Linked DNA regions of Homo sapiens: region 1 is linked to region 2. A link is a loop called in an ENCODE intact Hi-C map of the cell type or tissue named here. Cell type or tissue: CD14-positive monocyte. All regions are shown on one strand. Region 1 overlaps MAP3K4 (mitogen-activated protein kinase kinase kinase 4). Region 2 overlaps PRKN (parkin RBR E3 ubiquitin protein ligase).

Region 1 (4,000 bases), 360 kb after region 2:
CATCAATTTCAATTTTAGTAACAATTCAACGTAAAGAAACTTAAAATTATAAATGAGCTAGTTAAGAATTTAGGCTCTCTGATTAGCTTTTTATTTTAAAATAAAATGTGTAACACGTTCATCATAAAAAGTTTTAGGAAAAATTAGTATGTATTTTTTATATCTTTTTTCTATGCACATACTTTTTAAAATGCGATCACACTGAGTATTAGGGTTTTAAGAAGTTTAACTCAAATTAATAGTTTAAGCACAAATAGAGATTAGCTCACATCAAATCAGGAGAAAAATAGGGACAAATCTAGCACAAAAGGGCAACTGGCTGACAGTGTGGTGGTGCGCACCTGTAGTACCACCTACTTGGGAGGCCAAGGCAAAAGAATTCTTTGAGACCAGAAGTTTGAATCCAGCCTGGGTAACATACAGAGACTGCCATCTCTTTATTTATTTTTATTTATTTATTTATTTTAAAGGCAACTGGCCATAGACCTCTTTCAGCCTCTCTGCTTTTCTCTGGGGATTAACATCACTCTCTGAGACCAGGTCCTCTGTAGGAGCTTCAGGAAGCTAGCTCTAGGCTCATGAATTCTCAGCCTATACTTCAGTAAAATGCGCGTTTCTCTCTCCCAGCTCCAATTTGAAAAATCCCAGGAAAGAATCCTAATTGGCCTGGACTGGGTCAAGTGTCATGCCTATGGCCTGGCATCTGTAAGAAGAGGGCAGCTCCAATATGTACCATGTAGTTTGAGTCAAGAGAGGAATTCCCCCAAATAAGGTAGAAGGAAGACAGTGAAGTAGGGCAGACACAGCCGGTGGACAAATATGTGTATGAGATGAAAAACTACCTCAAATTTTGGCTCCCATCTTCTGCAAATTCTGTTTCATAGTCTGTTTGTTCTTGCTGAACACAGCGGTGAGTATGTATACATCAGAAATACTTGAGAATCTTCTTAAGAAGAGCTACTCAGGTACCACCCCAAAAGGAGTTGTATCATGAGCATCTTCACATGTCACTAAACACTATTTAAAAACAGTTTTTAATAACTGGATAGAATTCTGATGTGGTTCTGATTTTTTAAAATTTAATTTTATGACTTAAATCCAGAAAAGCCAGATACCATCATGATCCTTTTTGAACACAATATTCAAAAAGAATTTTATGAAAGCACCAACCACTGACATCTTTGCCACATTGTTCTGAGAAACTATGCTAAAGGATTCTTGGCGAGGGGTGGTGGGACAGAGATTATGGGGAGAATACTGGGTGGGGGATGGAGACAATAAGGTGATCCTCTGAGACTCACCATTAGTAAAAATGTACCGTACCACTGAGGTTTAAAAAAAGAAATCTTAAAGTGAGAAGGATAAAATATACTCCCAAATTAAAGCAGGAAAAGCAAGGTTTGTTATAAAGACTGAAGATTAAAACAAACATACTATAACCCAAACAATTTAGGAAAGTTTGTGACACAAGGGAAAAAAGCAGCCTGTGTGATGCCTAGAAAATAAAAACCTAAGAGTAAGTCTGGATCACACTGCCTCTCATTCAGAAGCAGGGGTGCACCTGCTAGGGATGCAAGCCCACCTCACTGGTCTGCTAACATGAGTCACCGGGATCATTCAACTCATTTCCCTTGCTAATATCATGCTTACTAATCAATCTCTTAATTATACTTTGGCTTTCTACAAGCAAGAGAATACACTGACTAACCAGGTGTACAGACAAAGCTGAGTATCTGTGCCTGAGAAGCCAAGCACAGTGAGTGTCTGGGCCTTGATTATCGTGCCAAGGGAGTGCCAGCTTATGAAGACCTACGGAGTCTTCAGCTAATCTCCTTCTCTCACGTTTTCCATTTTCTCTTTAAAGAAACCACTACCAGTAGCCTACTGATAGGCAACGTTAAAGAGTCTTCAAACAGCATACATACTACCTGGTCAAATGACAAGGCTGAGACAATAGAATGCTATGAGTAAAATCATAGTCATGAGGAATGAGGAATTATTAAATAACAGGAAGTTATTACAACAAATGTATCCAGTGAGCAGGCAAGACCTTTATATCCCCGTATTTCAGCAGAGCTCAGAACAAGATTTGCAGGACACCATGAGAGCATACATGAAGGAAACAGAGTGGCCTCTAACAATGACAGAAAATTAAAGGGAACTACAAAGTCCTCCTAAGTGACAAGTCCCCAGTTGAAAACATGAAGTTTCTGCCATCACTGCTGTTTGGTGACTCCTCTCTGCCTAACGCCACCCCCGCCAATGGCATCTACTGTTACAGTGGTGTAAAGGCATGACCATCACTGATGCTACACCAACAGTCTGGAGCACCACAGGAGGCTGACTTTGCCAGGGAGAACAGTTGACATACAAGGTCAAGACTGAAACACACAGGCTCAAGGTGGACATTCAAGCCGAGAGGCAGAGCAAATTGCCTAGGAGTGACGACATTCAACTAGTTTTTTAGTAGGAAATCCAGTTTTTCAAATGAATTTACAATAAATATATAAAGTAAATAATTCATTTTTTAAAAAAAGTTAATTGTTAAATTTATGCAGCATGTACTCATAAGGACAATGAGAACAATGAGGCTATTTTTAATATAAATATTTTAAATGAAAGGTTATAGTAAACAAGAGCATTATATCAGCCTTAATATCCAATTTATTCTGTGTTTTAGGTGTACAGATCCAATAAGTCACAAAGGTAAATTGTTCCAAATTAGTTTTAATAGCTCTCCTAGTCACCTCAGGATCCTCCTAAAACTGCCCCAGAAGCTTGAAAAAGAAATGATAAGCAATGTTTATTTCAAAATTTAATCACTAACAATAACAACAGCTATCCTTATCATGAATTCTTTATCAAAAATAAGGACAAAAGTATCCACAACTGACAGCAAGCAATAAAACTGGAATAGAGTACTATGACCTCTCTGCCTGTTTTGTGTTGCTGGGTCACTGCATAACACTCTTGGGTCAGGAGGAAAGCACACACTAGGCAGATGTGCTGGGCTGGCTGCACCTGCCACGATGGCACACTTGCTGCACAGCTTTGGAGGCCAACATGTACAGGCCTGAATTCTACAAAAGGCCTGTGCATTAACACAACCTTCCTAATCAATGACACACAGACATAAAGTATGTGACAAAGATGGCAAACAGAGTTTTATTCTAGTCTGTGGCAAAACCAGTTAACCTGGTAGCATAAATTATCACATTATTGGTTTCCAATGTATTAAAAGGTGGCATTTCACACATTTTCAACAAACATAAGAAAAAATGCTCAACATCACTAATTATCAGGGAAATGCAAATTAAAACCACAATGAGATACCACCTTACTCCTGCAAGAATGGCCATAATTTAAAAATAATAATTAAAAAAATAGACAATGGCATGGATGTGGTGAGAAGGGAACTCTTATACACTGCTGGTGGGAATGTAAACTAGTACAACTACTGTGGAAAACAATATGGAGATTCCTTAAAAAACTGGCCAGGCGCAGTGGCTCACGCCTGTAATCCCAACACTTTGGGAGGCCAAGATGGGCGGATCACGAGGTCAGGAGTTCAAGACAAGCCTGACCAACTTGGTGAAACCTTGTCTCTACTAAAAATACAAAAATGAGCTGGACCTGGTGGCAGGCACCTATAATCCCAGCTACCCGGGAGGCTGAGGCAGGAGAATTGCTCGAACTCGGGAGGCAGAGGTTGCAGCGAGCTGAGATCACGCCACTGCACTCCAGCCTGGGCAACAGAGAAAGACTCTGTCTCAAAAAAAACTAAAAAAACCTAAAAACTAAAAGTAGAACTACCATTTGATCCAGCAATCCCACTACTGAGTATCTACCCAAAGGAAAACAACTAATCATATGAAAAAGACACATGTACACACGTTTATAGCAGCAATTCGCAATTCACAACTGCAAAAATATGGAACCAACCTAAATGCCCATCAACCAATGAGTGGATAAAGAAAATGTGGCATATATACACCATGGA
Region 2 (4,000 bases):
TCCACGTTATTCTAGCAAAGTATTCACAAATCACGTGACACCCTGGCAGTTCTCAAGGGTGTTTCCTTTGTGCCCATGATGGCTCATTAACAGAAACGAAATTGGCTTCACCCAGTGACCAGCCCTAGGCAAAGCTTGTCTGTGGTGCCCCCACCACTGTCAGGGATACCACCCATGTGCCCTGCCCATTTCACGGGGTCCTATTTTGGATGTTTGGTAACCCCTGAAAGTTTAGTGGTAACCCCTGAAAGTTTGGTAACCCCTGAAATTTGGTAACCCCTGAAAGTTTAGTGCCTTCCTGGGCTGCGTCATTCATTCATTCACTTGCCTGAAATGTACTGATCGCCTGCTGTGTACCAGATTCTATGCCAGAAACTGGGGATATGAGGATGTCTCAAATGTGATCTTGGCTCTGGAAGAATTGACTTTCCACAGAAATAACAGAAACATGAACACTAATTCCTAAAGAAACTATTAAATGCAGTACAGTTATTTTCCTCATAATACTTCATCTATAAAGACTCAAAAACTTTAACATTTCAAAAAGGCTTGGAATTCGAAAGTGAAATGACAAAGTTTGGATTCATGTTTTTGGTGATGCTGCATCTTATCTGGGGATAATCAGCGAATGGCTGGTCCTTAAGGTCACAGATGTCAAGCACAGCTAGCCCAGGACCTCTTGCTTCCACCCCCACCAGAAAACCTCCTTATACATGATGGTGCAGGCAGCACCCAGCTCTCGGTGACATGAATAATGTCAGCAAATGTATTAAAAGCTTGCCACACTGGAGTCATTCTGAGTCTTTGAAGAAATTAACTCATAGAATCCTCCATACCCCCAATGCACAAGGTGTTTCATCTGAGAGATAAAGACTGTCAGAGAGCTTAGGGAATGTTTCCAGAGTCACCCGTCTGGGTAGAGCTGGGATTTGAACCAGACAGCTGGTTCCAGGGCCACAGTCTTCACTCACAGCTCCCACTGCCCTCTCTGGCACATCGACTTCATTTCCTGTTCTTGCTCCTGTCCCTTCTGTGACAACATTTGGAGTTCCCCATTTGCCAGGTGCAAGGAAGGATAACAAGATGTAGAGCAAAGTTTAAAAGCAAAGATTCCAGAGTCACACTGATACTCCCACTTACCAGCTTTGGGCCATGTTTTCACCCATCGAATCCTCAATGTGGAATAAAAACTAGATCCTCACTTCACATCTGATGAAGTGTCTAATGAGAAGTGTATTTGAGCATTGATCACCTTGCCTGCATTTTAAGCACCTGATAGGTGTTATTTATTACAATTATGCAAAACAACAGAATAGAGGAGCTCACACTACAAAACCAAACAATCTCTTCCCCGCTCCTACGCATACGCCACATGCCAGGGAGAGTGTCCCCATCCGCCTAGTAGCTGTCTAGCATTTGTCAAGTGCATTGATATTTAGGCTTCTTGCCCGAAGGCACTCCTGTCTTCAAGAATTTCCTGTACCGACGTACAGGGAACATAAACTCTGATCCCAGTAATAGAAAGCTGAGATTAAACGCCTTTCCTCTTTGTTTCCCCAGGCCTACAGAGTCGATGAAAGAGCCGCCGAGCAGGCTCGTTGGGAAGCAGCCTCCAAAGAAACCATCAAGAAAACCACCAAGCCCTGTCCCCGCTGCCATGTACCAGTGGAAAAAAATGGTGAGTCTGTGCTGAGCAGAGAATGAGGATGTCGTGTGCTCTTTGGGGGAGAATCATACCCATCAGGGATTCCAGGATTAAAGGAGATGCTGTCTGAAGGTGCCTGGTGTGTTGGGTAACCCCTCGATTAATGTTACCCATTATCACTATTATTATTGTTTTTGTTACACAGAAATATTTAATGAGTGAGTAGTTCCATGGCTATGTGAGGCACACAGTTAGCATTTATGTGGTTGGAAAGGGAATAAATATAGAAACTAGAACCAAGATATGGAAAGTGGTTGAGGATAAGTGGCAGTCAGGAGGCAGCTGTGGTTTTTCTGTCCTCCCTGGTGACCTTCCCCAGCGCTGATGGCTGCACCGTATGACCCTGTTGTCTGCCGGCCGTCAGTCTGTAGCCTTCCCCAGCTTTGCAACATTATTCAAAATTAAACCCTCGTCTATATTTAAAGATCCCTGTGGCCTGCCCCTGATGACTCACAGTACCAGTGGGGGACTTCCTGCTGTCTATCCTGGACATGCCACTCAGGGCAAAGCCATCACAACCAGTGGTCCGAGAGCCCTTTCTCAATGTGATGCACTTGTACGTGTGCAAGGCAGAGTCAGCGGCACCATCACAGATGAGCAATGACACGAAGCCAGGCGCAGCCTCTCCCAGCTTCTCCTTAATGAGCATCAGCTACGCCCTGGCTGGCAGGTTGCCCAGAGCTGACTTGCGGGAGGGAAGCCCGGCCATCCCAGGATGGGCACTCAAGCCTCTCTCTTTTCAGTTATGTCCTTCAGGAAGTTTTCATTAATACAAACAAGACGGTGCTTGAACACATCCCAGAGCCGCAGGTGCTGGCTTAGCTCAGTACAAGTCCTTAGTGCTGTATCAGTGGCTTCCTGCAGAGAAAATAAATAATTTACCCAGCGTGTCCTTATTACTCCATTGCATGCAGCAGTGCTCCTAGAAAATGAAGGGATTGGCATGCACCTATAAAGAGCAGAAGGCGGCCGGGCGCGGTGGCTCACGCCTGTAATCCCAGCACTTTGGGAGGCGGAGGCGGGTGGATCACAAGGTCAGGAGGTCGAGACCATCCTGGCTAACACAGTGAAACCCCGTCTCTACTAAAAATACAAAAAATTAGCCGGGTGTGGTGGCGGGCGCCTGTAGTCCCAGCTACTCTGGAGGCTGAGGCAGGAGAATGGTGTGAACCCGGGAGGCAGAGCTTGCAGTGAGCCGAGATTGCACCACTGCACTCCAGCCTGGGCGACAGAGTGAGACTCCATCTCAAAAAAAAAAAAAAAAAAAAAAAAGAGCAGAAGGCACTGATGGGATGGAAGGAAAGAGCTTCTCTAGTCTCCACCACCACTGGGTGCACTGGGAAGTGGGAGGGAAAGAACACGGAAGGGCCCTTCCCAGGAGAAGATATGTGATGGTTTGGGATAAACAGGCCTGGTATTTCGCTGACAAGGGTGTAAAGCACAGAGATTAGACAGTCTTGATCTGTAGCCCAGGCTGGGGTGCAATGGCGTAATCTCGGTTCACTGCAACCTCCACCTCCCGAGTTCAAGAGATTCTCCTGCCTCAGCTTCCCAAGTAGCTGGGACTACAGGTGTACGCAACACACCCAGCTAATTTTTATATTTTTTAGTAGAGACGGGATTTCACTATATGTCGGCCAGGCTGGTCTCGAACTCCTGACCTCAGGTGATCTACCCGCCTTGGCCTCCCAAAGCCAAGCTGGGATTACGGGTGTGAGCCACTGTGCCCGGCCTTAATTTTTGTTTGTTTTGTTTTTTAATAATAATTCTCAAGGTTGGTGAGGACATCATAAGTTAGCGTAACTTTTCTGGAAACCACTTTGGCAATACCTATATAAAGACTTTATATTATTTGACCCAATAATTCTACCTTTGAAAATCTATCCTAAAGGACTAACCTGAAATATATAATAGGCAAACACACCCACACCCCCACACACATTTTAGGAAAAAAGGTGCCAACTGCAGCATTATTTATATTAGCGTAAACTGAAAATCATCGAAGTGTCTAAAGGCCTCAGTATGAGAAAGATTGGTTTATTTTGTGATAAATCGGTGGTAAAGCTTCACACAGCCCGGCACTGCAGTGTTGCAGGAGTTAGGACTCTGCCATGGACTGTGGCTGTGTGAGCACCAGTTTGCTCGTTCATAAGATGGGTTTCAATGGGACTTCCTCACAGCATGGGCAGGAGGAGTAACAGAGACGGTGCATCAAACACGCTCCGTGAGACGTGCTCTGATTCGTGTGGATGAAGGTTATGAAGGCATGGCGGAAAGGTTTACATCCATCCTCAG

Evidence for each region. Peaks named below come from ENCODE experiments on the same cell type or tissue, not always from the same donor. Only the 100,000 strongest peaks of a DNase experiment are listed, where the experiment ranks them.
Region 1: it touches region 2 in a loop (4-fold over the local background); 2 of 110 quality-filtered maps call a loop at or near these places.

Annotation. Positions count from the first base shown.
Region 1 is chr6:160,994,491-160,998,490 of GRCh38, reverse strand. The region is part of intron 1 of MAP3K4 (mitogen-activated protein kinase kinase kinase 4); the gene reads right to left. Among named protein-coding and RNA genes, the nearest start is that of MAP3K4-AS1, 4.1 kb to the right of the region's middle. In CD14-positive monocyte, no CTCF peak of the experiment used is centred here; a DNase peak (open chromatin) is centred at 2,050; H3K4me3 peaks cover 449 bases; H3K27ac peaks cover 1,896 bases.
Region 2 is chr6:161,357,766-161,361,765 of GRCh38, reverse strand. PRKN (parkin RBR E3 ubiquitin protein ligase) reads left to right here. Exons shown (of 12, transcript NM_004562.3): 11 at 1,561-1,678. Among named protein-coding and RNA genes, the nearest start is that of AGPAT4, 86 kb to the right of the region's middle. In CD14-positive monocyte, no CTCF peak of the experiment used is centred here; DNase peaks (open chromatin) are centred at 1,025 and 2,235; H3K27ac peaks cover 2,291 bases.